6 separate regions of the Homo sapiens genome follow, and all the other regions are linked to region 2. Evidence: read pairs that join two places in POLR2A ChIA-PET (ENCODE). Cell type or tissue: MCF 10A. All regions are shown on one strand. Region 1 overlaps TACC2 (transforming acidic coiled-coil containing protein 2). Region 2 overlaps TACC2 (transforming acidic coiled-coil containing protein 2). Region 3 overlaps TACC2 (transforming acidic coiled-coil containing protein 2). Region 4 holds the start of NSMCE4A (NSE4A component of SMC5/6 complex). Region 5 overlaps TACC2 (transforming acidic coiled-coil containing protein 2). Region 6 overlaps TACC2 (transforming acidic coiled-coil containing protein 2).

Evidence for each region. Peaks named below come from ENCODE experiments on the same cell type or tissue, not always from the same donor. Only the 100,000 strongest peaks of a DNase experiment are listed, where the experiment ranks them.
Region 1: POLR2A ChIA-PET joins it to region 2 with 53 read pairs; 14 of 35 experiments call an interaction of 5 or more read pairs at or near these places.
Region 3: POLR2A ChIA-PET joins it to region 2 with 15 read pairs; 5 of 35 experiments call an interaction of 5 or more read pairs at or near these places.
Region 4: POLR2A ChIA-PET joins it to region 2 with 21 read pairs; 8 of 35 experiments call an interaction of 5 or more read pairs at or near these places.
Region 5: POLR2A ChIA-PET joins it to region 2 with 24 read pairs; 15 of 35 experiments call an interaction of 5 or more read pairs at or near these places.
Region 6: POLR2A ChIA-PET joins it to region 2 with 11 read pairs; 4 of 35 experiments call an interaction of 5 or more read pairs at or near these places.

Annotation. Positions count from the first base shown.
Region 1 is chr10:122,060,926-122,064,925 of GRCh38, reverse strand. All of the region lies in intron 3 of TACC2 (transforming acidic coiled-coil containing protein 2), which reads right to left. Among named protein-coding and RNA genes, the nearest start is that of TACC2, 74 kb to the right of the region's middle. RefSeq lists enhancers at 1,378-1,672, 1,398-1,692. In MCF 10A, no CTCF peak of the experiment used is centred here; a DNase peak (open chromatin) is centred at 1,545.
Region 2 is chr10:122,110,851-122,114,850 of GRCh38, reverse strand. All of the region lies in intron 5 of TACC2 (transforming acidic coiled-coil containing protein 2), which reads right to left. Among named protein-coding and RNA genes, the nearest start is that of TACC2, 120 kb to the right of the region's middle. In MCF 10A, CTCF peaks have their summits at 1,453 and 2,040; DNase peaks (open chromatin) are centred at 1,040, 1,480 and 2,080.
Region 3 is chr10:122,017,469-122,021,468 of GRCh38, reverse strand. All of the region lies in intron 1 of TACC2 (transforming acidic coiled-coil containing protein 2), which reads right to left. Among named protein-coding and RNA genes, the nearest start is that of TACC2, 30 kb to the right of the region's middle. RefSeq lists enhancers at 1,193-2,022, 1,596-2,795. In MCF 10A, no CTCF peak of the experiment used is centred here; a DNase peak (open chromatin) is centred at 1,838.
Region 4 is chr10:121,972,399-121,976,398 of GRCh38, reverse strand. It overlaps NSMCE4A (NSE4A component of SMC5/6 complex), which reads left to right and starts at 1,182. Exons shown (of 11, transcript NM_017615.3): 1 at 1,182-1,525; 2 at 2,318-2,395. The coding sequence starts at 1,234. LOC124902517 (a long non-coding RNA gene) reads right to left here and starts at 1,532. Exons shown (of 2, transcript XR_007062322.1): 1 at 244-1,532; 2 at 1-111. RefSeq lists an enhancer at 748-1,543 and a silencer at 981-1,780. In MCF 10A, a CTCF peak has its summit at 1,130; DNase peaks (open chromatin) are centred at 1,138 and 1,578.
Region 5 is chr10:122,049,930-122,053,929 of GRCh38, reverse strand. It overlaps TACC2 (transforming acidic coiled-coil containing protein 2), which reads right to left. Exons shown (of 23, transcript NM_206862.4): 3 at 3,380-3,492. Among named protein-coding and RNA genes, the nearest start is that of TACC2, 63 kb to the right of the region's middle. In MCF 10A, a CTCF peak has its summit at 2,079 (motif pointing right); DNase peaks (open chromatin) are centred at 1,019 and 2,089.
Region 6 is chr10:121,992,802-121,996,801 of GRCh38, reverse strand. The region is part of intron 1 of TACC2 (transforming acidic coiled-coil containing protein 2); the gene reads right to left. Among named protein-coding and RNA genes, the nearest start is that of TACC2, 5.6 kb to the right of the region's middle. In MCF 10A, no CTCF peak of the experiment used is centred here; a DNase peak (open chromatin) is centred at 1,591.

The DNA.
Region 1 (4,000 bases), 50 kb after region 2:
GAGAGAACAATCTGGTATGATGAAAATGACCTAGATCTATACAGGACTATAAGCATTCATCAAGCTCTCAAATTCAGACAACTCACAGTATGTATCTGATACCAATAAAAAAGGAATTAGAACAAAACTATAGAGACACTAAAAAGAGAGTGATTCCCAAGAATGTGGGAGGATGGAGGGAGGGGAATGGGTGGAGCCTAAGGGGTTTTTAAGGCAGTGAAACTAATATCATAATGACGGATACATGACCTTATGCATTTGTCAAATTCATCAGAATGTACAACACAAACTGAACTTTAATGTAAACGATAGTAAGTCCTCAATGTTGTCCAGTGGTTCTTGGAAACTGCAACTTTGAGCAAATAGTTATAGAGTAGGCTCTCCAATAATGTGGTTTTGTTCAATGTAGTTTCAGTAAAATGATGACAAAAAGACTGGTCTCATTATACATCATTTCACTTAAAATTGCAGTTTCTAAGAACATATTAATGACACTGAGGGAGAACTTACTGTATAGACTTTAGTTAATAATAATGTATCAATATTGGCCCATTAGTTGAAACAAATATACCACATTAATGTGAGGTGTTAATAATAGGGGAAACTGTATGGAGGAGGGAAGTGTGCATGGGAACTCTTTTGTAATAGCTACACGATTTTTCGGTAACCTAAAACTGTTCTGAAAATAGCCTATTAATTATTTTTAAAGTGCATATACATATATAAAAATTATATACACACACACACACTTTTTGTTGTTGTTTGAGACAGAGTCTCGCTCTGTCACCCAAGCTGGAGTGCAGTGGCATGATCTTGGCTCACTCCAACCTCTGCCTCCTGGGTTCAAGCGATTCTTCTGCCTCAGCCTCCCAAGTAGCTGGGACCACAGGCATACACCACCGCGCCCGGCTAATTTTTGTATTTTTAGTAGAGACGGGGTTTCACCATGTTGGCCAGGCTGGTCTCAAACTCCTGACCTCAAGTGATCCACCTGCCTCGGCCTCCCAAAGTGCTGGGGTTACAAGAGTGAGCCACCACGCCTGACCACACACACACATTTCTTTAAGGGTGTGTGTGTGTGTGTGTGTGTGTGTATTATATAATATATATGTATAATATATAATTTGAATATGTTTTTATAATATATATGCACACTTAATATACCACCTAACAAAATATAGCTATCTCACAATCAATAAAGAAAAGAACTAGAAAAAAGAAGAGTGTGAGGAAAACACTAATATTTTGAAAGCCATTGTCTGCATATGGTAGGAGCATTGGTGATTTTTTCCTCTCCACTCTGCACTCTTCGCTATGTTCCAAGTTGCTACAATAAATGGGTATTATCTCCTAATGGAAAAATACTCCTCTTCCCCTGTTGTTTAAAGCCTCAAATGCTCTGTTGAAACCAGAGGAGCAGAAAACAGACACACACCTAATTCAGCACATGATCTTCCTTTTCAGCCAGCGTCAAAAGTCAGGAGCTCACTCCTCCTCTCCCTCCCACTCTCCTTTCTGTGTTTACTTCCTGCCAAAGATAAATAATGAGTCAGAAGCAGGACAAGGAGGGGCGGAGGCTGCTCTGCGCTCTGCCCGACACACCCTGGCTGGGCAGGAGCCTGGGAATTGATCTTAGAGTCCTCCCAAGTTTGGAAGGAACAGAGCAGGCCGCCTGGGAAATACAGGGCTCTGTCTGTAAGAGCTGGCCCGGGCCGATGTGCAAAACACAGCTTAGATCTTTCTGATTTTTCTTTTTTCTGCTAAGAACTGACCCTGTTTATAGGAAAACTAAATGTTAAGGATTGACCAAGGTTCACTTTCTAATATGGAGACCAGAACACAAACACTTCAGACACCTGTGAGAGTCAGTTACGAGTCTGGGTTTCAGGTGGATCAAACCAGCCTCGGTTCTAGTCCCCGCCCTGCCACATTCTGTCTGTGTGACCTAGAACAAGTTCCTTAACCTCTCTGAGCCCTGATTTCCTCATAAGGCCCCCTTGGGTCATCTACAGCCATCCACACAGAGCTGCCGGGTGAGGTGATGTGTGTAGCCCTAGGCCCAATGCCCAGCCTGCAGCAGACCGATTCCACAAATGACAGTGAAACGGAGGAGTAAGAAACATCCTGGCCTTCCATTTAAAGCCCATTTAGTTCATTTTTTCAAACCATCTTTCTAAACCCTTCCCCATAGTTGCTGCTATCCACACCAAAGATGTTTTTGTTCTAACTAGGAGTTTGTCTTCTGAAAAAGCCAAGAGGTTGAGCTTAATATTATGCTACACCTCCTATCTCCCAGATGTAAAGAAGCTCTGGGCCTGGCACAGTAGCTCATGCTTGTAATCCCAGCACTTTGGGAGGCCGAGGCAGGTGGATCACCTAAGGTCGGGAGTTCGAGACCAGCCTGACCAATATGGAGAAACCCTGTCTCTACTAAAAAAAAAAAAAAAATTCAAAATTAGCCGGACGTGGTGGCGCATGCCTGTAATCCCAGCTACTCCGGAGGCCGAGGCAGAATCACTTGAACCCGGGAGGTGGAGGTTGTGGTTAGCCAAGATGGCGTCATTGTACTCCAGACTGGGCAACAAGAGTGAAACTCCAGGCGTGGTGGCTCACGCCTGTAATCCCAGCACTTTGGGAGGCCGAGGCGGGCAGATCACAAGGTCAGGAGATTGAGACCATCCTGGCTAACACAGTAAAACCCCGTCTCTACTAAAAAATACAAAAAATTAGCCAGGCGTGGTGGCGGGCACCTGTAGTCCCAGCTACTCAGGAGGCTGAGGCAGAGAATGGAGTGAACCCAGGGAGGCGGAGCTTGCAGTGAGCGGAGATGGTGCCACTGCACTCCAGCCTGGGTGACAGAGCGAGACTCCGTCTCAAAAAAAAAAAAAAAAAAAAAAAAAGCCGCTCTGACATGTCCTAAAGTTTATGTGTCTAGTCCTTCTAAAATTCTGTTTCCTGTGGATCTACGATAGGGACAGCTGTTCTCTGCCTGGGACTGTCTTTTCCCCATAACCCTCTACTTCTACTCAGTTTTGAAGACCTAGCCCCAAGAAACCTCCCCTGGAGACCTCTCCTGGTTCTCCCCAGCAGAGCCAGCCCCTCTCTCCCCGCCCCTGTGCTCCCAGAGACCCCACCTAGGGCATTTAGCTTGTTCTAGAATTATTCATTTGCATGCGTTTCTCTAGACTGGACTGGACATCTTGCTCATCTTCGTGCCTCTGGTCCAGCCCAGAGCTTGACCTGTAGTGTGTAGTGGGCCCGTGTTGATTAAATGGACTAAGACACCGACCCCCTAAAAAGGCTGGGGTGCTAAGGAGCTGGGCATGGAGCAGGAAATGAGCTGTCCCTGAAGCAGAAAGGAGAACTCTGCTTTTCTCTCAAAGATGCCAGGCCTTCCTGGGATTCCCCCAGCACAAGCCCGGGTCTGTGATAGTCGGCACTTTGTCCTGACAGCTTCACCTGGCACCCGTAGGATTTCCTCCTGGAGCCCAGGTCTGTGGCCGTGGAACTCGGCAGACACACCTGACCTTAGTGCTTTTCACATCTCAGCATATGGTCCCACCTGCCCAGTCACTCAAGCCAAAGCTTCAGGAATCTTCCTCGATTCTTTTCTCCCTCCTTTTTTTTTTTTTTTTTTTTTGAGACGGAGTGCAGTGGCGCCATCTCGGCTCACTGCAAGCTCCGCCTCCCGGGTTCACGCCATTCTGCTGCCTCAGCCTCCCAAGCAGCTGGGACTACAGGCACCTGCCACCACGCCCGGCTAATTTTTTTTGCATTTTTAGTAGAGATGGGGTTTCACCGTGTTAGCCAGGATGGTCTCGATTTCCTGACCTCGTGATCTGCCCGCCTCGGCCTCCCAGAGTGCTGGGATTACAGGTGTGAGCCACCGTGCCTGGCCCCCCCCCCTTTTTTTTTTTTTTTTTTTGAGATGGAGTCTCTGTTGCCCAGGCTGGAGTGCAGTGACATGATCTTCGCTCACTGCAACCTCCACCTGCAGGGT
Region 2 (4,000 bases):
AGAGACAAGGGGCTAATCCTGTCTAGGTTCCACAGAGGCGGCAGCATTTGACCTGAAGATTTCCATAAGGCAGTTCCATAACACCGGTATATGAATAACTATAATACAAGCAGGTCATATTCCATGATCACACTTCTGAGGCTTGGGATGTAACTTTTGATGAGAGACTAGTGACTCTGGGTAGCTGAGTTGCTGTGGCATTTGCACAAGGAGGGTGGCTGCTGGCCTATTTGCTGCTCCGATTTCCTTCCCGGAGAATTAGTCCCAGGCAGAGCCTGTGAGAAAGAGCCCCGTGGGAATCCACTCACCCGCCTGGCTCAACTGGTCCCATTCTCAGGAGGCCCTCCCGCCTGGCCTGAGAAGGGAAAGCCAGCTGCTCCGGGAGGGAACTCACTGTGCAATTTTCAACAAAACCCTTCCTCTAAGTTCCATCAACTGTCAACCCTAAAAACACTGCTTAAGATTCAACTGTTAATCTGCACGTGCATCTCACAGACCAAACACTGCCTCACGTCACAGTCCCGGAAAAAAAGTCATTTCCAGATATCATGGAAACGGCTTTTAAAATGTGGCCTCAATAAGGAATCAGAGAAGTAAGAATGGGGAGAGTTCTCTCCGGTAACAGAGCCGCACCTTCCTCTGGCATAGCACAGGAAACTGCCCTAGGATCCTCAATGTCCCACGTCCTGTGACACGAGGGCCCCCCATCCTCTCCAGCCGCCCCTCCTTAGGCCCCGCTTCCATTTCCCCTCCACAATGTCTATTTCAGCTGTATTTCAACCCGCTATCACATTCTCCTGTCCCAGCATTTGACAGAGCCTGAAGATAGCAACAACAGTAACAGTGATGATGATGAAGCCATTTTAAGAAAAGACCAGGATTGAAGAGGACACCTGGCCACAGCGTGGTGTATTCGGCGCTCGGAGCCTGGGCAGCAAATCCCAGCGCCCCGACACTGGATTTCGAGGACACCCCGAGGCAGAGGCGCACTCTGCGGCGGGAGCCAAGGACGCGGAGGGGACGCTCGGGCGGGTCACGTGTTGCGCCGGATCCCCGAAGTGCGCTCGGCCCTGCTGACGTAACTATTCGAGAATTTAAAAGTCCCAAACTCGGAGGAAATCCAGCGCAGAGTTTTATGGCTAGTCCACGCGCCGTCGTGGCCCGCCGGGGATGCCCCCACGCGACCCAGTAGGACCACACGAGCTGGGAAAGAGCCCGGTGGGAAGGCGCGGAGGCCCCCAAGGGCGGGACCCCAACCCTGGCAGGGAGCCTGGTCACGGGCGCCAACCACAACCACGCGCGGGGACCCCAACCGCGAGCGGGAATCCCAGCCACTGGCGCGCGCCCCGAACCACGGGCTTTGACCCCCGCGCTCCCACTCAAGGGAACCAGGCTCCTGGGCAGACACTCTGGGGCCCGCGGTTTCCCCGCAGCCACACTCCTCTGCCAGCAGGGGACCGAATGTGCAGTTAGCCACTTTTCCACCCTCGGCCAGTCCCTGCCGGGGAAAGCCGAAATGAGCTTTGGCCACTTCCAGTACGCCTTTGTCTGGGGGCCAAGGTCCTTCGGGCGCCCATCTTCTGACCCCGGCCGCCCGCCCGTGGCCCCGGCACTTACCCGCCCGGGGAGATAGGGGATGGCCCGCACGGAGCCGCCTTCGTTCGGAGTCGCAACTGCCAAAGAGCCCGGGGGCGCTGGGTTTTCCGAGCCCGGTGGCGGCGCGGCGCGTGGGGTCACCACGGTCCGGTGCGGCCCTGGGACGCAAAGTTTCCCGGGACAACGGCGCAGGGCCGGCGTGGCTCCCCGAAAGGCTCGGGAAAAGTTGCAGCACAAAAGGCCAATGACTGGGCGAGCGGCGGCTGCCGGGCCAGGCTCCTCCCCCAGCTCTGGGCTCTCCGACCCGGGGCAGCGCTCGGCCAGCTGCTCGCGCAGGGCGCCCGCCGCGCTCTCCTCCCCGGCCAGGAATGCGCGGGGCCGGGCGCGCCCAGACGCACCGAGGGGCCCGCGGCCGCAGAGCGGCAGGCGAGAGACGCACGGACCGATGGACGCACAGCCCGGCCGCTGCTCCTGGAGGCGCTGCAGACTTCCAGGAGTCTCTGAGTCATGACAACTTGTTACTGTTCTTAGTTTGTCCACGGCCTTCCCACTACGCATGGCAACGCCGGGAAGGCTGTGGCGTGAGAACGGACTGGGAAGGTCAAGTACCGGCCAGGCGGCCCGCGCTTCCTCTGCGGGGCCGTTGCCCGCCTGAGGCTACCCAGGAGCCTCAGAAAGAAGCTGGGGGTGAAATGGTGCCTCGCTTGTTCCTGGAGCCAAATTCCGGCCCTTTTTTCTTCACCTGTGTGGTATTAATGGCGCTTAACCACAGAAACAGCGCGGGCTGTGCTGGACAGTTTGCAAAACTTGACGTGCGTTCTATTTGGCTGTTGCACACTCTGAAGTCGGCAGAGGCTAAATCCAAACCAATTCCAGCTGCCATATTTCTAGGAGTTATGTATCTATTGGCATGTGAGGTCTGTTTTCCTTTAAGGGCCTAACTAACTCCTTCACTGACATGGACCTCACACCCAGAAGTGGTGCTTACCTGCCAACACCATGGCATATCACCTTTTCTCTAGAAATTTCTGCAGCTAGGCCCCAATCATGAAGAGCCCGTGACTATATATAGACAGCAGGCTTCCCATTTTTAGTGTCACAGAAAGCACTGCTATAGATTATATACTCAGGGACCAAAGGGCATGAGACTCAGAAATTACTCAGCACTTCCTTTCCTCCTCTTAAAGAAACAGATCTTACGAGCCCCTAATGAGGATTCTCTGTAGAATAAAGAAATAGACTGTTACTGCCTTCTGCGAAAATATTGTTTTTTAAATAACGCAGTGCTTCTAAGAGTCACATTTTTTATGGAAACTTAAATAGATTCCTTGTTCACATGCTTATCACAGGTTTCCTCGTATCGTATTAATGTGTCCATTTTACAAGTATGATAACTGAGACCCAAATAGGCTAGTTTAAATGTATACCATCTGCTGTCGGTGAAGAGAGAATGGAAATGCCCAGTCTTCAAGGTTCTTGTGCCCTATAATCCCAGCACTTTGGGAGGCCGAGGTGGACAGATCACGAGGTCAGGAGATTGAGACCATCCTGGCCAACATGGTGAAACCCCGTCTCTACTAAAAATACAAAAAAAAAAATAGCTGGGCATGATGGTGTGTGCCTGTAATCCCAGCTACTCGGGAGGCTGAGGCAGGAGAATAGCTTAAACCAGGGAGTCGGAGGTTGCAGTGAGCCGAGGTTGCACCACCGCACTCCAGCCTGGCGACAGAGCGAGACTCCGTCTCAAACAAAAACAAAAGGTTCTTGTGCCCTGTGGGTCATATCCATTTGTGGTAAAAACATACACCACTCACCACCATGTAAGCTCCAGCACCTCAACTGGGCAACGAGCTAAGATGAACTTGAGGTGCCATCCCGTTCATGTGAAACAGCCCCTCCCAGTTGACAGATGCACATCCTTCAAGACAGAGGAAGGTGCCACTCTGTTTCGAAATCTACTGGTAGGTCTGTATGGTTGGCAAAAGGAAGGCCCCGGCAAGATGGCCACATCTTCATCCCTGGAGTTGTGAATATGTTAAGTTACATGACAAGGGGAATGAAGGTTGTAGATGGAATTAAAGTTGCTAATCACCTGACTTTAAAGTAGGGAGGCTATCCTGGAGTATCCAGGTGGACCCAATGTCATCATGAAGGTCCTTTAATTGGAAGGAGGAGGAAGAAGAGAGTCAGAGAAAGAGATGTGGCTATGGAAGCACAGTGAGCGAGAGATTAGAAGATGCTGACTTTGAAGATGAAGGAAGGGACCACGAGCCAGGGAATGTGAGTGGCTTCTAGAAGCTGGAAAAAGCACGAATGTGGATTTTTCCTCGAGGGCTTCCAGAAAGGAACACAACACTACCGAAACCTTGATTTTACCTCAGTGAGACCCATGTTAGACATTTCA
Region 3 (4,000 bases), 93 kb after region 2:
CTCCAACAACATATGGTTTTTATTTTTTTACTCTAAACACTTGTTTCATCAAATCAGTTTCACTTCTGCACACACTTTTTATCAAGGCAGAATGGCTTTCTTGCTAAGGAAAATGGGAGATTGGGACCAGACGAGATCATGTAAGGCAGCATACTGCCAGGTCAACTAGAATCATTTCATGAGCTCACTTAGTGACATGGTTTATTAATGATCTTTCTTCCCCCCCGCCTTTTTTTTTTCGAGATGGAGTCTCACTCTGTCGCCCAGGCTAGAGTGCAGTGGCACGATCTCGACTCACTGCAACTTCCACCTCCTGGGTTCAAGCAATTCTCTGCCTCAGCCTCCTGAGTAGCTGGGATTACAGACGCCCGCCACCACACCTGGCTAATTTTTGTATTTTTAGTAGAGACGGGGTTTCACCATCTTGGCCAGGCTGGTCTTGAACTCCTGACCTCGTAATCCACCCACCTTGGCCTCCCAAAGTGCTGGGATTACAGGCATGAGCCACCGCGCCCGGCCTATTAATGATCATCTTAATTAGGGTGCTTCCCACACAGTTCACAGAGAAGCCCAGTACACTTATTGACCTCATCCAACTGAATTCCATAAGACGCTGTAACATATTCAGGCCTAGAGGTGTTACCTTCACTTTTTCTAGTTAGAAAAACTAAATTACAGAAAATCCTTAAGAATCATAGACTTTTAGAGCTGGAGCCGTAGAGATGACCAGTCTAACCCAGTGGGGGAACTCAGGCTGGAAAAGGTAAGGAGCTTGCCAAAGACTCAGTTTGGGGAGGCCAAAAGTTGGAAATAAACCTCAAACTCCAGCCTTCTAATTGAAGATTTCTTCATGGAAATATGGTTTTCATCATAGCGTTTCCTCGGAGAGCTTAAAATTCACCCATTGACTTGCTTATTCATTTAAGCAACACTGATTGCGTAGCCACCCTGCACTATGCGTACTGAACCATCACTGGAAAATAAAATGGAAGTGGTTCAAACAGGCCCAATTAAAATGCCTCCAAACTAAGAAAACTGAGTGACGTCACCACAGCATTCAATTCTTTCACTCCTAACCCTTCAATCAAAAGGATATGATACCTTAATCCTTTCTTGCCTTTTGCTGTAGACACACACACACACACACACACACACAATCACATGCTCAGAGAACGTAAAAATCTGCATGCATTTAAAATTAATCACTTCCATTTATTTTTTATGTTCATTTGGAAGATGATCCCTCATTAGAAAATATTGAGTGTTAGAAGAATCACTGCCTTATCAGTTATTAACTTCCTTGTATCTTCCAGGTTGAATCATAAGGTTGAATGTAATATTAATTTGTGACAATCATTAACCAAATTAAATACAATAATCTTATTAAAAATCAAGGCATCTGAACTAGCTTTTTAAACAAACAGACTAAAGAGACCGGCAAAACTCCTGGTGAGGTGTAAATTGTAAAACCGCCGAGGGAAGCCTGGCTGCGTCTGGAATCCTCTTCTAGGGAACTCTGCAACCACCACCCTCTCCGGCTTTCCCAAGACAGAACCGAAGGTGCACACATCTCTGCCTCCTACTTACATTCGGGGGTGGTCTGGACTTGGAAGCTGCGGGCGCATGGAAATTCTGCCCTTCAGCAACTGGACTTTCTCCTCCTCCGTTCAGAATTGCGCGAGTTCTAAGCAGAGGCCCTGACACACCTCAAGCAGCGCGTCTCCGCCCTCGCACTGGTGCAAGCCAGCTGCACTTCATACCTGGGCAGGAGCCGTGCAGGGCCGTCGCAATTAGACAAGCGTTCCTGCCCACAGGGAATCAGCGTTTCCCAGCCCGTCAGTTTCAGGGCCTTTCACACAGGGATTTTCCCCGTTATTACATCAGCAGGGCTCCTTTCAGAAAAGGCTTATCCAAACTAAAGCGGCCCCTGCCATCTGATTGGCCGCACCTAGCAGCTCAGAACTGTCCTTTGCAAGGAGCCTTGCGCCAGGAACCTCTCACTTCTCTCTTGCCCTTTATGCAGTCGGGCCGGGAACAAACCTTTCTTTCTAAAAATAAGCCAACTGCTCCCAGGGCTTCCTGTTTGCACCTGGGCAAATTCCGCCGTAAATAATGTGGAAACGCACATACAAAAAGAAAAAACAAAAACTTGCAAAAATGTGATGACGCGGCAGTCTGGCACCTGTTTATGGAGTGTGCAGAATGTACTTACCCAGGCGTGGCTTGAGTTTCGGCAAGTGAGGTCATAAAAAGTAGCAGGCTTGCCCAGATCGCTGATAGGCAGACTTGCCGGCCCACCCTGGATGGAGGAGGCCCTGTGGACCTCCGGTGGGGCAGAGTACCGACCCAAAGACCCTCCGGCCCCGCAGCCTCCGGCTGTCCGCAGTTCCTCCAGTTATTACCACTCAGCCATCCTTTGCATGCATGCAACCAGTTTCTATTTTTGTGTAGGGCAGAGCCTTTCAGGCAAATGGAAGCGCCTTACCCCTGCCACAAGGTAGGACCACTCCATGGAAACAAATGAGCATTTATTTCATCAAAGGCTTCCCGGAGACCAGGCATCTTACCAAGCTCAGAGGACCCTTAGGAGCTCCTTGGAGGTGGTGGAGGAAGCTAGATGAGGAGGGGGAGCTCAGTGCCCCGCTTCTGGTTGGAACAGAGCAGAAGTGTGTATGTTTCAACAGACGAATGGATAAACAAAATGCCGTCTCTCCATACAATGGAATATTCTTCAGACATGAAAAGGAATGAAGTACTGACATGCTACAACGAGGAGGAACTCCAAAAGCCTCACCCGAAGTGAAAGAAGCCAGGCACAAAAGGTCATAGATTTTACGATCCCATTGATAGGAAATAGCCAGAGTTAAGCAAATTCATAGAGCCAGAAACCAGACTGGTTGTTGTCAGGGGCTGGGGGAAGGGGAAATATCGGCTTAATGGGCACAGGATTTTTTTTTAGGGTGATGAAAATGTTTTGGAACTAAATAGAAGTGGTGGTTTCACAGCATTGTGATATACTAAATGCCACTGAATTGCTCACTTTCAAATGTTTAATTTTATATAAGGTGAATTTCACCCGAAGTTTTACAAGTGTAAATGTTTCATATATGGGGTTTCTGCATAAGACATTGTTTGAAAAAAGAATTTGCAGCCCTAAAAAAGAATGAGTTCATGTCTTTTGCAGGGACATGGATGAAGCTGGAAGCCATCATCCTCAGCAAACTAACACAGGAACAGAAAACCAAACACCGCATGTTCTCACTCATAAGTGGCAGTTGAACATTGAGAACACATGGACACAGAGAGGGGAACAACATACACCAGGGCCTGTTGGGGGATGGGGGTGAGAAGCGGGAAGTTGGAGGATGGGTCAATAGATGCAGCAAACCACCATGGCACACATATACCTATGTAACAAACCTGCACGTTCTGCACATGTATCCTGTTTTTTTTTTTAGAAGAAATAAATAAATAAAACGAATGAGGTCTACTTTTACATTAAAAAAAAAAAAAGAATTCCACTACCAGGTTAAAAAAAATGTTTGGAGGGATGAGAGACAAGACTGTTTGCCTCTTCCCCCTCAAAAAAACCACAGAAGAATTTTTCTTTTTCTTTTTCTTTTCTTTGTCTTTTTTTTTTTTTTTTTTTTGAGACAGTTTCACTCTGTCACTCAGGCTGGATGAAGTGCAGTGGCGCGATCTCGGCTCACTGAAACCTCTGCCTCTAGGGTTCAAGCGATTCTCCTGCCTCAGCCTCCCTAGTAGCTGGGACTACAGGCACCCACCACCACGCCAGACTAACTTTTGTATTTTAAGCAGAGACCGGGTTTTGCCATGTTGGCCAGGTTGGTCTCCAACTCCTAGGCTCAAGCGATCCGCCTGCCTCAGCCTCCCAAAGTGCTGGGATTACAGGCATAAGCCACTATGCCTGGCCACAGAAGAATTTTTCTAAGAAGGAGAATCTTATTAGGCAAAATGTCTTGAATGAGCCAATTGGGAA
Region 4 (4,000 bases), 140 kb after region 2:
GTAATCCCAGTACTTAGGGAGGCCGAGGTGGGCGGATCACTTGAGGTCAGGAGATGGGGTTGCAGTGAGCCAAGATAGTGCCACTGTACTCCAGCCTCGGCAGAGCAAGGTCTTAAAAAAAAAAAAAAAATCAAATGTGAACATAGACTGTCATTAAAATCAACCCAACAATCCCATAGACTGTTTACTATTTTTTTAATAAACTTAGAAATTATCATTTCTAGTCTTAAGGTTGAAACTTACCTTTGTTTTATCTGAGTTCCTTCCTCAGGAAAGGACCTCCAGAGCCTCTCAAAAAGTATCAAAAAACTGAAACTCGCCATATCACCGCATTCCAGACAATGAGATGCCAAGCCCCTCATGCATCCCCATAGCTTCCTTCCCCCTCCCGAGTTCCTCTTTTCCCATACATTGTTACATTGCTTCCCTGCAACTGTATAAACCCTTAATTTTAGTTGGTCAGGGCAATGGATTTGAGACTGAGCTTCCAACTCCCTGAGTGCAGCACCCTACTAAAGCCTTCTTCCTTGGTAATAATGGTTTTCTCAGTGATTTCTGTGAGGGGGCAGCGGGTCCTAGAACAAAACCCTGGTGCTCTGGTGACATTCTGTTGTAGATATTTAGAAGGATGTTTACCTGTTAATTTGTTCTGCTATCCTCACAAAAAATGGTATTGCCAGCTGCACATAAATATTTGATTCATCCACCCACCCCTGTTCCCCACCCCCCCGACCCCAGCCATGATGGCACAGGGAAACTGAGGTCGCAGGTGAGCAGCAGACCGCGTCTGGACTCCACATCCCGCGCTCATCCTGCTCCACAGCAGGAAGCTCGTTCAACACACATGGACTGCGTGCCCATGTGGGTGCCAGGCTGCGGCTGTGTCCTGGGCAGGCAAAGGGACCTAGGGAAGATGCAGGTCCAGGAGGGTGGGAAAGTAGGGGCAGAAAACCAAGATTCTCACAGCCCTGCAGTGTGGAGTAAGAGCTCATTACACCTCTTGTCAAGGGAACAAAGGATCCCCGCCAGGCCCCTCTTGTGCACCCAGCGGTCCCCCCAGGCGCCTTGGAGACCCGGCCGGGCCCGTCGCCGGCCTCCAGCCACAGGCGTCGCTGTGCGCTCGCGCGGGCCCGGGAGCCGCGTTCCGCCGGGAGCAGGCGCTGGCGCAGAGCAGGGGTTTCAGTTTCTGGCGCGAACTTCCGCCGTTCCGAAGTTGCACGGTGAATTGGCGCTATGTCTGGGGACAGCAGCGGCCGCGGGCCAGAGGGCCGGGGCCGGGGCCGCGACCCGCATCGGGATCGCACCCGCTCCCGCTCCCGCTCGCGGTCCCCTTTGTCGCCCAGGTCCCGCCGCGGCTCTGCGCGGGAGCGCAGAGAGGCCCCAGAGCGCCCGAGCCTGGAGGACACAGAGCCGTCGGATTCCGGGGACGAGATGATGGACCCGGCCAGCTTGGAGGCGGAGGCCGACCAAGGCCTGTGCCGCCAGATCCGCCATCAGTACCGGGCGCTCATCAACTCCGTCCAACGTAAGGCGGCGCCTCCGGGCGGCGCGGGCCCGGACGGGCCGCTGTCCCCGCCCTGCGCCGGGCGCGGGGGGAGGGCACCGGAGGCAGGTGCCGGGCGGAGGCCCGGCGCGGCGTTAGTAGAGACGCGCCGGGTGCCAGCCCCTCGCCGCACCTTAAATTGTTGACAAAGTGCTCCCACTTTGTGGCTGGAGCCGTACGACCTTGGCGCGGGTCCCCGAGTGGCGGGCTGGAAAAGCTGGAGGCCAGAGCCGTTCGCGGACTCGCCCGAGCCCAGCCAGCCAGTGGGGAGAGGCAGGACGCGGACTCCGCGTGCTTTGATTGCGCCCGGCAGTCCTCGGCGTGGGCTCCCGGCCTCGCAGCGGCAGCTGCAGCTGCAGCGGCACGCGAGAGCTGTCAAATGCACGTTCTCGGACCCCACCCGGACCCGCGGAATTCGAATCTCTGGGTGGGTCCGCGCAACTGTGGAGTGGCCCTCCAGGTGATGGTGTGTATTGCTTGCAAAGTTTGAGAACCACTCAGTTATGGAGCACTCAGAGGCTGCAGCCGGAGTCCAGCCCTTTGGGTTAAGGTTAGAGGGAGCTAGGGTTTCCTTTTAAAATTCATGCTGCATAAAGGGTAGGGTGGCCTTTCTCCTTTTCCGGGTCATTTTGGTTAAAAAGATAAAGATGTTCGAAGTAATTACTCAGAGCGCAGGGGCCGGGGCTTGGCTTTACTGTTGCAGGTGATAACCTTGTCAACTGCTTATTAGTGAATGCTGAACAAATTTCCCAAAGTTTGTATTTTTAAAAATAGAAAACCGTGAGGACATACTGAATGCCGGTGACAAATTAACAGAGGTCCTTGAAGAGGCTAACACTCTGTTTAATGAAGGTAATTTGTTATTTTATATGTTATTTCGTGTTTTATGATACTTTTAATTAGTGTTACATAAGCGCCAAATTATTGACATAAAACAATTCCCACATTTGTAATAGTGCTTTCCCAGTTCGGGAACCGTTTCATTATAGCAATAATGCCATTTTTATTATGCACTTACCATATAATAAGGGCTTTACATGAAAATTTGGGGGTAGGTTCCGCAGTCTGTGTTAAGCCCCCAGTTGATTCTGTTGCCTCTTCAAGTTTGAGAACGTTACATGTGTTATCTTGTTTCTTTTTCTTGTGTTTACTGCCGTATCCCTAGTATACATTGGTTGAGTGGATGAATTACAGAACTGAGCTAGCCTCTGAAATCCTGTTTCTTTTCCTGTCCCATTCTGTTTTGCCTTCCTCAGCTCCCTGCTATTGGTCCACGTGTAACACAATGGAGGTGGCAAAGCCTGCAAGTGTACCTGCTGGTCTCCAGTCTGGGGTGTGTTGTGTGTGAGTGAGTGAGTGAGAGAGATCCCAGAGCACTGAACTCTAGGCCATGGGTGCTTTAAAAAATAACCTTAGTTTGAATTGAAAGCAGAGGCAGTGGTATTGGTAGCAGCTGTCTGTCTGCTTGGTGACAGAGGGGTACTCCCTGATGTGGGTACTTGGTCATAGAGCCACAGGACTACTACCCAGACCACTGTCCCCTCCAGCCCTCTCTGACGGGTCTGTGGGAACATAGGGGAGAATGCAGCCAAATATATCCTTTTTTTTTTTTTTTTTGAGGTTTGAGATGGAGTCTCTGTTGCCCAGGCTGGAGTGCAGTAGCACAATCTCGGCTCACTGCAACCTCCACCTCCCAGGTTCAAGCAATTCTCCTACCTCAGCGTCCCGAGTAGCTGGGATTACAGGTGTGCTCCATCACACCCAGCTAATTTTTGTATTTTTAGTAGAGACGGGTTTCGCCATGTTGGCCAGGCTGGTCTCGAACTCCTGACCTCAGGTAATCCACCTGCCTCCGCCTCCCACAGTGCTGGGATTACAGGCATGAGCCACCGCCCCCGGCTGGTTCCTCATATTCTTAAAGGACTAGAACGTATATTTTTAGTCATTGCTGAGGATGACTAGTTCTTTAAATGTCTCCTTTTATCACTTTATATATGCTCTCCAATTTCTTTGACCACAGCCTCCTTACCATTCCCCATCTTAGTCTACCGCATTTGCTAACTCTCATCAAAACCTTCAGGAACCGGGTGTTTCTCCTTCACCTGGTTAAATCCCTCTACTACCCTCTTAAGTTTTGTCTTCCCTTCGCAGCCTGGACTCCCAGTCTCCTTACTGTTAGTCTTGCTTGACTTGACTCAATTACTCCCTTGATATTTACTGTGCATCTAGTCAGTTCTTTATCCCCACATCATTCCCCCCTCAGCTATTTCCAGTATTTAAAGCAATATTTTAGAGCAAAATTATTCACTCATTGGAGCCCTAGGAGTTGCTCAGCAAACAACAGATGCTGGCATTCATGGATTTGATGGTCTCAGTTTGTAAAATAAATAAATAAATGAAAGGGGAAGGGAGTGGGGCAGGCAGGCACAGGATACTCATGGGAGATAAAGAAGGGAT
Region 5 (4,000 bases), 61 kb after region 2:
ACTGCAGGCCCTTCTGTGTTTTTTGCCTCTGGATTTTTCCAAGTAGAAAACAGAAAGAGTTGCAGGTCAATGCGTCTTCCCACCTTTTGTAAAAACTTACATCCTTTGAAGAGAAAATGCTGGTTGTCCAATGAGGCCAAGGGACAGATGCCTCAAGGCCAATGCGCCTGAGAGTGGAGAGAAAGGGCCCTGAACAGTGGGGAACCTCTGAGAGTCCCTCTCTACTTCCAGACCGTGTCCTCTGGTTCAGAGGGGAATGAGCAGGGAGGGTGCTCGAGGAAGCGGTCATGGGCTCCCAAAGCCTCGCCAAAGATTTCCTCCTGCCTACGGTTGTGGAGAAGCAGCACAGTCCCTCAGCCTGAGGGGCAGTGTGGTCACTGGCATCACAGGGAAGGTGCTGGGGTTGGGGAGGGAATGGATGATGGTCTCAATGCACCAGGCTCTGGAGAGAGAAGTCCCAAGGATGGCTGCCCTGGGTGATAATGGTTTGGCTGTGTCCCCACCCAAATCTCATCTTGAATTCCCACGTGTTGCGGGAGGGACCTGGGGGGGTGACTGAATCATGGGGGCTGGTCTTTCCCAAGCTGTTCTCATGATAGGGAGTGGGTCTCACGAGATCTGATGGTTTTAAAAACGGGAGTTTCCCTGCACAAGCTCTCTTCTCTTTACCTGCTGCTATCCACATAAGATGTGACTTGCTCCTCCTTGCCTTCCACCGTGATTGTGAGGCTTCCCCAGCCACGTGGAACTGTAAGTTCTTCATTAAGCCTCTTTTCTTTGTAAATTGCCCAGTCTTGGGTATATCTTTATCAGCAGTGTGAAAACGGACTAATACACTTGGCATACCCACCAGCCTGGCAGGTAAGGACTCAGGATCAGAACCGAATAGGTTTTAAAAAAAATGCAATGATCTATTGCACACACAGAGCATTTGGCATAGTGTCTGGAACCCATATGCAAAATGAATGATAAATGCTCTTTATCCTTGTTGGTGACGCCAAGGACAGGTGACTCACTGAAACCGCACACAGGAGCCCTGCTCCGTCAGGAGCGATGGACTCACTGTCAGCCCTTGCAGAGTAGGAGGGCCTGTTCCTTCTCGATAGATGGTTTCTGAGTTAGTACAGGGCCCTGCACTATAGACACACACACATTTATAGAGGAGAATCATGTTTTTAATTGTGAACAGGAAGCTGCTTTTTTGAGTGTGTTCTTGGAAGGCACCTGTTTGTTTTTTTTTTTTTTTTGAGGCGTAGTCTCACTCTGTCGCCCAGGCTGGAGCGCAGTGGTACGATCTCGGCTCACTGCAACCTCCACCTCCTGAGTTCAAGCGATTCTCCTGCCTCAGCCTCCTGGGTAGCTGGGACTACAGGCACACGCCACCACGCCTGGCTAATTTTTGTATTTTTAGTAGAGACGGGGCTTCACCATGTTGGCCAGGGTGGTCTGGATCTCCTGACCTCGTGATCCACCCACCTCGGCCTCCCAAAGTGCTGGGATTACGGGCACCTCTTTTATGCTCAATTTGCATGCCAACGAGAGGCAATTCTTCAAGGGAAAAATAATAATTGACTAAAGCTGGGGAACAAGCAACAAAAGACATTTGAGCTGCTGCTACTCTTCAGTCCAGCTGTGACACAGGCCTCGAGCAATTCCCAGGCCTCAGGAGATCCCAGGACCTCACCAAGAGGGAAAGAGAAGAGCTGGACCCTGGGCCTCAGCAGCCACAGTGGCTTCCCTTGTGTGGGATTCCAGAAAAGACAAATGCATTCACTAGTTTCATAGTCATCCAGAGCCAAGTCAGAGGTCTCATTAGAACCAAAGACTAAAACCTTTGTCCTGTGACCCTGATGAAAAATTCATGGAAATGGAACAGACACGGGGGTCTGGGGAAGTAGAGGAAGCACCATCTTTAGCAGAGAATAGAGATCAAAGGTGCTGTTTGAGGGATCATTCTGATTCCCTCAGCAAAAAACACTCTGCCCCATCTGATTGCCATTTCCCTAAAGAAATCCAAAGCTCCTGCCAAGATGCCCCAAGTACTTCCTCTGGAAAGCCACATAGCCCAAGCCACCCACTTCCATGCCCCAGGCATGAAAATTCCTGCCACCAGGGGTTGCTCTGACTTACCCAAAGCAAAAAAAAAAAAAAAAAAAAAAAAAAAGTCACTTTGAGTCTCAAGGTTTTGCAAAGCTATGAAGTAGCATGTGAGTCAAAGTTGCATTGTCTATGACAGGGGCCTATCATTCCATTTTGCATTTTTGTTCCACAGAGTTCCTGCTCATTTGCTTCCCTTAAGGCCTGTCATGATACACTCCTGAGAGCTGGGCTCCAATTTTGCAGGGTTTTTCTGACCAAATCCATGGCCTGTTTGCGAGTTGAACCCACGAGCAGTTATTAAGTGCCCCCAGCGTGCCTGGCCTGTGTCCATGCTGGACACCAGGTGCTCGAGTCTGCTGGACTACTGCTTGTATCCCCTAAAACTATGAGTGTGGGGCCAACATGGGGAGAGGCCCAGGAGAGAGCCCCGGCAGGGAGCCCTAGGGCCTGGCTGTGGCTCATAACAAGAGCCAGTGACCAGCCAGGCATGGTGGCTCACACCTATAATCCAGCACTTTGGGAAGCTGAGGCGGGTGGATCACCTGAGGTCAGGAGTTAGAGACCAGCCTGGCCAATATGGTGAAATCCCGTCTCTACTAAAAATACAAAAAATGGCTGGGCATGGTGGCGGGCTCCTGTAATCCCAGCTATTCGGAAAGCTGAAGCAGGAGAATCGCTTGAACCCACGAGGTAGAGGTTGCAATGAGCCGAGACCGTGCCACTGCACTCCAGCCTGGATGAGACTCCATCTCAAAAAAAAGGAAGTGACTGATGGGCCACCCCCGCACTGGCCACATCCCACTGCCACAGTTGGTTTCTGGGATTCATCCACCAGCCTCCCTGGGACAAAGGGCTTGGGTGGCTTTGGTAATTGTGTTCTCAGTCCTCTGTTTCATGGTCCAGTGCCCGCAATGGCCACCACACTGAGTTACAGACTCCACTTAGCCACGGATTAGACACTGATAAACCCCTGGGAACCCTTGATGTTTTCCATTTTAAGTTCTGACAATGAAGATACTCTGGAGTGTGGCTGGAATGGAAGTCTATAATTACTAATTTCATCTTTGGGCAGGCAATCAGGATGAATTTTTCAATCATGCAGGCCTAGCCAGTCACAGAGAGGTCTGTGAACCACTGCTTGGAACATCTCACCACTGAGGACGATACCATGTGTCTAAGGGTCCAGTTTCCAAAGCAAATGGGGCAAAGCTAATGCTGGAGCAGGCAATGAGCGGGGCAGTCCTTGGGCTGCATCAGTCCTCCAGAGCTGGCCTCCTACCTGGACGCGTCTCTGTGGTCAGGGCTTCCGGGCGTGTCCTGCTGCTTCCTTTTTATATTCTGACTGTTCCCGGGTGGCTGCGCGGACCTTGGAGTCTGAGCTGATAAAGTCCTCTGAGCCAGGAGAAAAAGAAATTGGAAAGGAAATCAGATAGGAGTCTCTGAAAACACAAAAACATTTATCAACAGGGCACCCACCACAGCATTCAAGGTAAGGTTGTTCACTTGCTCTGCCGTCCAACGAAACACCTACTATGTGCGGCACTGAGCTAGGCCTTGAGGATATATGGCAGCGAAGCAAAGGTGGCTGCTGCTCTCATCCAGTGGGGAAGAAACAAAGTCAAACAAGCAGTTCCAACTGAATGCTTTAGTAGAAAAACCAAAACTGGGGACACCTACCACACTTTGGGGTCACTTGCTCCCTAGGAGAAGTGGAGCATTTAAACTAAGACTTGAAAGTGTCCAATTTGTTTGTGGCACTCCTGAGATGAAAACACATTTTCCTCCCGCCACCACCGATGGCTTCACATACCAGAATTCAGCTGGAAACCTAGGGAAAAAAACTAACCGGAAGAAGAAAACCATGAACGCTTAGAAATCTGGACCCAACCACTTGGGATCC
Region 6 (4,000 bases), 120 kb after region 2:
CCATCAATGTCTCTGCTTAGATGATTCAGCCTCTTGAAATGTCCACTTAACATCTTTCCCTCAAGCCAATCCCTCTCTTGCCTTGCTCATCAGATTTAGAGGACCTCGTTCTCTCAGTCATGTGGCCTGGGACCACTGTGGTCATTCTACACCTCATGGTGACTGCCTGCTTAGCATCACTTAATAAGTGTTTGCTGAATGAAATGAAGAAATGAATCTTGTATTTTTCCCTCTGTTTCATTCCTCTTCTCTCTCACTGATAGAGTTTGGAGGTTTGTCTCCTCTAAATCTCATTTTGAAATGTGATCCCCAGCATTGGAAGTGGGGCCTGGTGGGAGGTCATGGGGGCGGATCCCTCAGGAATGGTTTGGTGCCTTCCTTGTAGTAAGCAGTGGCTTCTCACTCTATTAGTTCACATGACAGCTGGTTGTTTAAAAGGGGCTGGAGGCTAGGTGAGGCAGTTCTCTTCTGTAATCCCAGCACTGTGGGAGGTCGAGGCAGGATGATCGCTTGAGCTCAGCCTGAGCAACACAGCCTGAGCAACACAGCAAGACCCGGTCTCTCTACAAAAAATAAGAAAATTAGCCAGGTGTGGTGGTGCGTGCCTGTGGTCCCAGCTACTCGGGGGGCTGAGGTGGGAGGAGTGCTTGAGCCCAGGAAGTCAAGGCTACACTGGACCACTGCACTCCAGCTTGGGCAACAGAGCAAGATCCTATCTCAAATAAAAAATATAAATGAAAAGGGCCCGGCAGCCAGGTGCAGTGGCTCATGCCTGTAATCCCAACACTTTGGGAGTCCAAGGCGGGCAGATCACGAGGTCAGGAGTTTGAGACCAGCCTGGCCAGCAGGGTGAAACCCCATCTTTACTAAAAATACAAAACTTAGCTGGGCATGGTGGCACGCACCTGTAGTCTCAGCTACTCAGGAGACTGAGGCAGGAGAATCGCTTGAACCCAGGGGGCGGAAGTTGCAGTGAGCCAAGATTGCGCCACTGCACTCCAGCCTGGCGACAGAACGAGACTCTGTCTCAAAACAAAAAAAAAGAAAAGATCCTGGCATCTCTCTTGCTCTGTCTCTTGCCATGTGACATGCCTGTTCCCTCTTGGCCTTCCACCATGAGTGAAAGCTTCCTGAGACGGCAGCAGACGCCAAGTGGGTGCTAGTGCCAAGCCTGTACAGCCTTCAGAACCATGAGCCAACTATCTCTTTTCTTTATAAACTACTCAGTCTCAGGTGTTCCTTTACAGCAATGCAAAACAGACTAATACACTCACCATGCCACTAGAACTGGGAGGAGTTTTGCCCCCTGTATACACACATACGCAGATATTACACAATAGATTATAAGTGGTGTCAGTGGGATAAAGGCTTTTGGTCGGGGCGTTTCTGTTTTATGGAACAGGGTATGAAACAGTACATACACACACACTTCTGTGTTTAACTGAACTGTAGGATTCTCTCATGAGGCTTAGAATTCTGCCTAACTTTGGCTTTAACCTGATGATTCAGTTATAACTGACACCAAGTCAAACTCAGAAACACAGCGTTTGCCAAGATCACACGGCGGCTCAAGTTGGCAGGCACAACATCAGAAACAGGCCTGGAAAGGCACTTGTGAGAGTCTAGAGAAATACCTGTGCAAACATGTCAAGGTCAACACAATACGAGCTTTCAAATGACTTTCTCCCACAAAGTCCTACAAACCCTCAGGGCCTTAGGGGTTCTCTCTGAAGTCATCATTCTGCAGAATCACAAACATTTGAAACTAAAATTTGTGATGGGCAGAATCACAACAGAGGCCAGAAGAAATTCCAGTAATCATCCAGCGCAACTCCTTATTTCACAAATGAAGAGATCGAGGTCTAGATTAATGGGGCCATAGTCTATCAAAAGTAACCAGTGACGTATTAGAAAAAGTACAGTTCATTTGGCTTAAAAAACAAGGAGTGGAGAGGCACAGATATGCCTTTAATTTCACTTTATAAGGAAAGCAAACAAGCAATGCTTTTATCCCTCTAATCTCAGTAGTCAAACCGGTTTAAAGCCACAGGTTGCTCAAAGGAAGAAGCCCTCAGTCTGAGACTCACTCACCCAGGATCCCCCCAGCGTGGAGAGGAGGAGGAGAGAAGCGGGAGAAGGCCCTCTCTTCCAGAGGCTCCTTTTCAGCACTGCCCTCCACCCGCAGTCTGTCTTCCCCAGGATCACATGGAATTGTTCTATAAATGTGCATTGGCTTAAGGTTGGGAACGCCGGCCTGGGAGGCAGTGGCGTGTAAGCAATCTGACCCAGGCCAGGCAGCGGCTTTCCAGAAGGCTCTGCAGCCCAGAGGGAGAGGGTAATAAGGAGCAGGGAGCCTGCAGGTGCCGCCAGCCTCCAGCTCTCTGTGCTTCTCACTACACATTTATTTGGGATCCGAAGCCAGTGTCAACTACCTTGGGCTGCAATTTGATTTACTTGACTTATATTTTGGCTGGGACAAGCCACTTTTCAAAACAAAGCAACCATAAAAGAAGAAAAAAACAAGGCATAAAATTAGCAGTGCTTCTAGTAAATAGGGACAGGTCATCACCAGCCTCAGCTGACAGTATCAAGCAGTCCTTTTCAAACATGTCAATATGCCTCCTTTAGAAAGGGAGAATGAGCAGTTAGTTAGGCGAGTTCTAAACAGCATGTCACCTACAGTTTCATCAGTAGCCAGGGAATTAAAGATGCAATCATACAATGGGAAACGAAGCGGCTGGAGAAAGGGTGAGGAGCTCTTTATATACCGTCACTGAAAACTCTCCAAGATACATCAAGTGAAAAATATTAAGATACAGAACAGTGTGTATGATATACTATTGTTTATGTAAAGAAAAAAGAAAGGGGCTGGGTGTGGTGGCTTACGTCTATATAATCTCAGCACTTGGGGAGGCCAAAGAGGGCAAATCACTTGAGCTCAGGAGTTTGAGAACAGCCTGGGCAACACAGAGGGACCTTGTAGAGTCTACTAAAAGTACAACAAAAAAATTAGGCAGGCATGGTGGCGCACGCCTGTAGTCCCACATACTTGGGATACTGAGGTGGGAGTATCGCTTGAGCCAGGGCGGTTGAGGTTGCGGTGAGCTGTGATGGTGCCACTGCACTGTAGCCTGGGTGACAAATTGAGAACCTGTCTCCAAAACAAACAAACAAAAAACAAAAAACAAACAAACAAAAGCCCCGAAAGGAGGATATACATTTATGTGTAAATACTACATTATAAAGGCAATGATCTAAACCTAACCATACAATGTGCTACATTATAATATATAAATAATTCTTTCTGGAAACTCACATAAGAAACTAGTGACAGTGGGTGGACTCGGGAGCAGGGAAAGAGGAAGACTTCCCTCTCATATTTCTTTTCTAGTCTAGGGATTTTATCTCATGTGAATGTATAATTTTTCAGAGAAAATTTAAAAGGTAATCTAATTTTCATCGGAAATATTTAATTTTCAAAATTATTCTAGTATTCAGAGTGCAAATTCAAGTGACTACAACTCCTTTTTTTCACACATTTAAAAGTTAGTTGAGTTGTCTTCCTTAAGAAGACTGAGTTTTATAATAACTAAAATGCTGTAATACCAAAGGACCTCCCAGAGAGTTTTGTTTTGTTTGTTTGTTGTTGAGGCAGGGGTCTTGCAACATTGCCCAGTCTGTTCTTGAACTCTTGGCTCAAGGGATCCTTCCGCCTTGGCCTCCCAAAGTGCTGGGATTACAGGTGTGAGCTACCATGCCTAGCTTCCCAGAGAGTTTTGAATGAGGGTTCTGAAGGCTGGATGCTAAGTCTCGATTCAGCTATTTTTTCTTTCTTTTTTTTTTTTTTTAGAGACAGTCTCACTCTGTTGCCCAGGCTGGAGTGCAGTGGCACGATCTTGGCTCACTGCAACCTCTGCCTCCCAGGTTCTAGCAATTCTCCTGCCTCAGCCTCTGGAGTAGCTGGGACTACAGGTGCCCACTGCCACGCCTGGCTAATTTT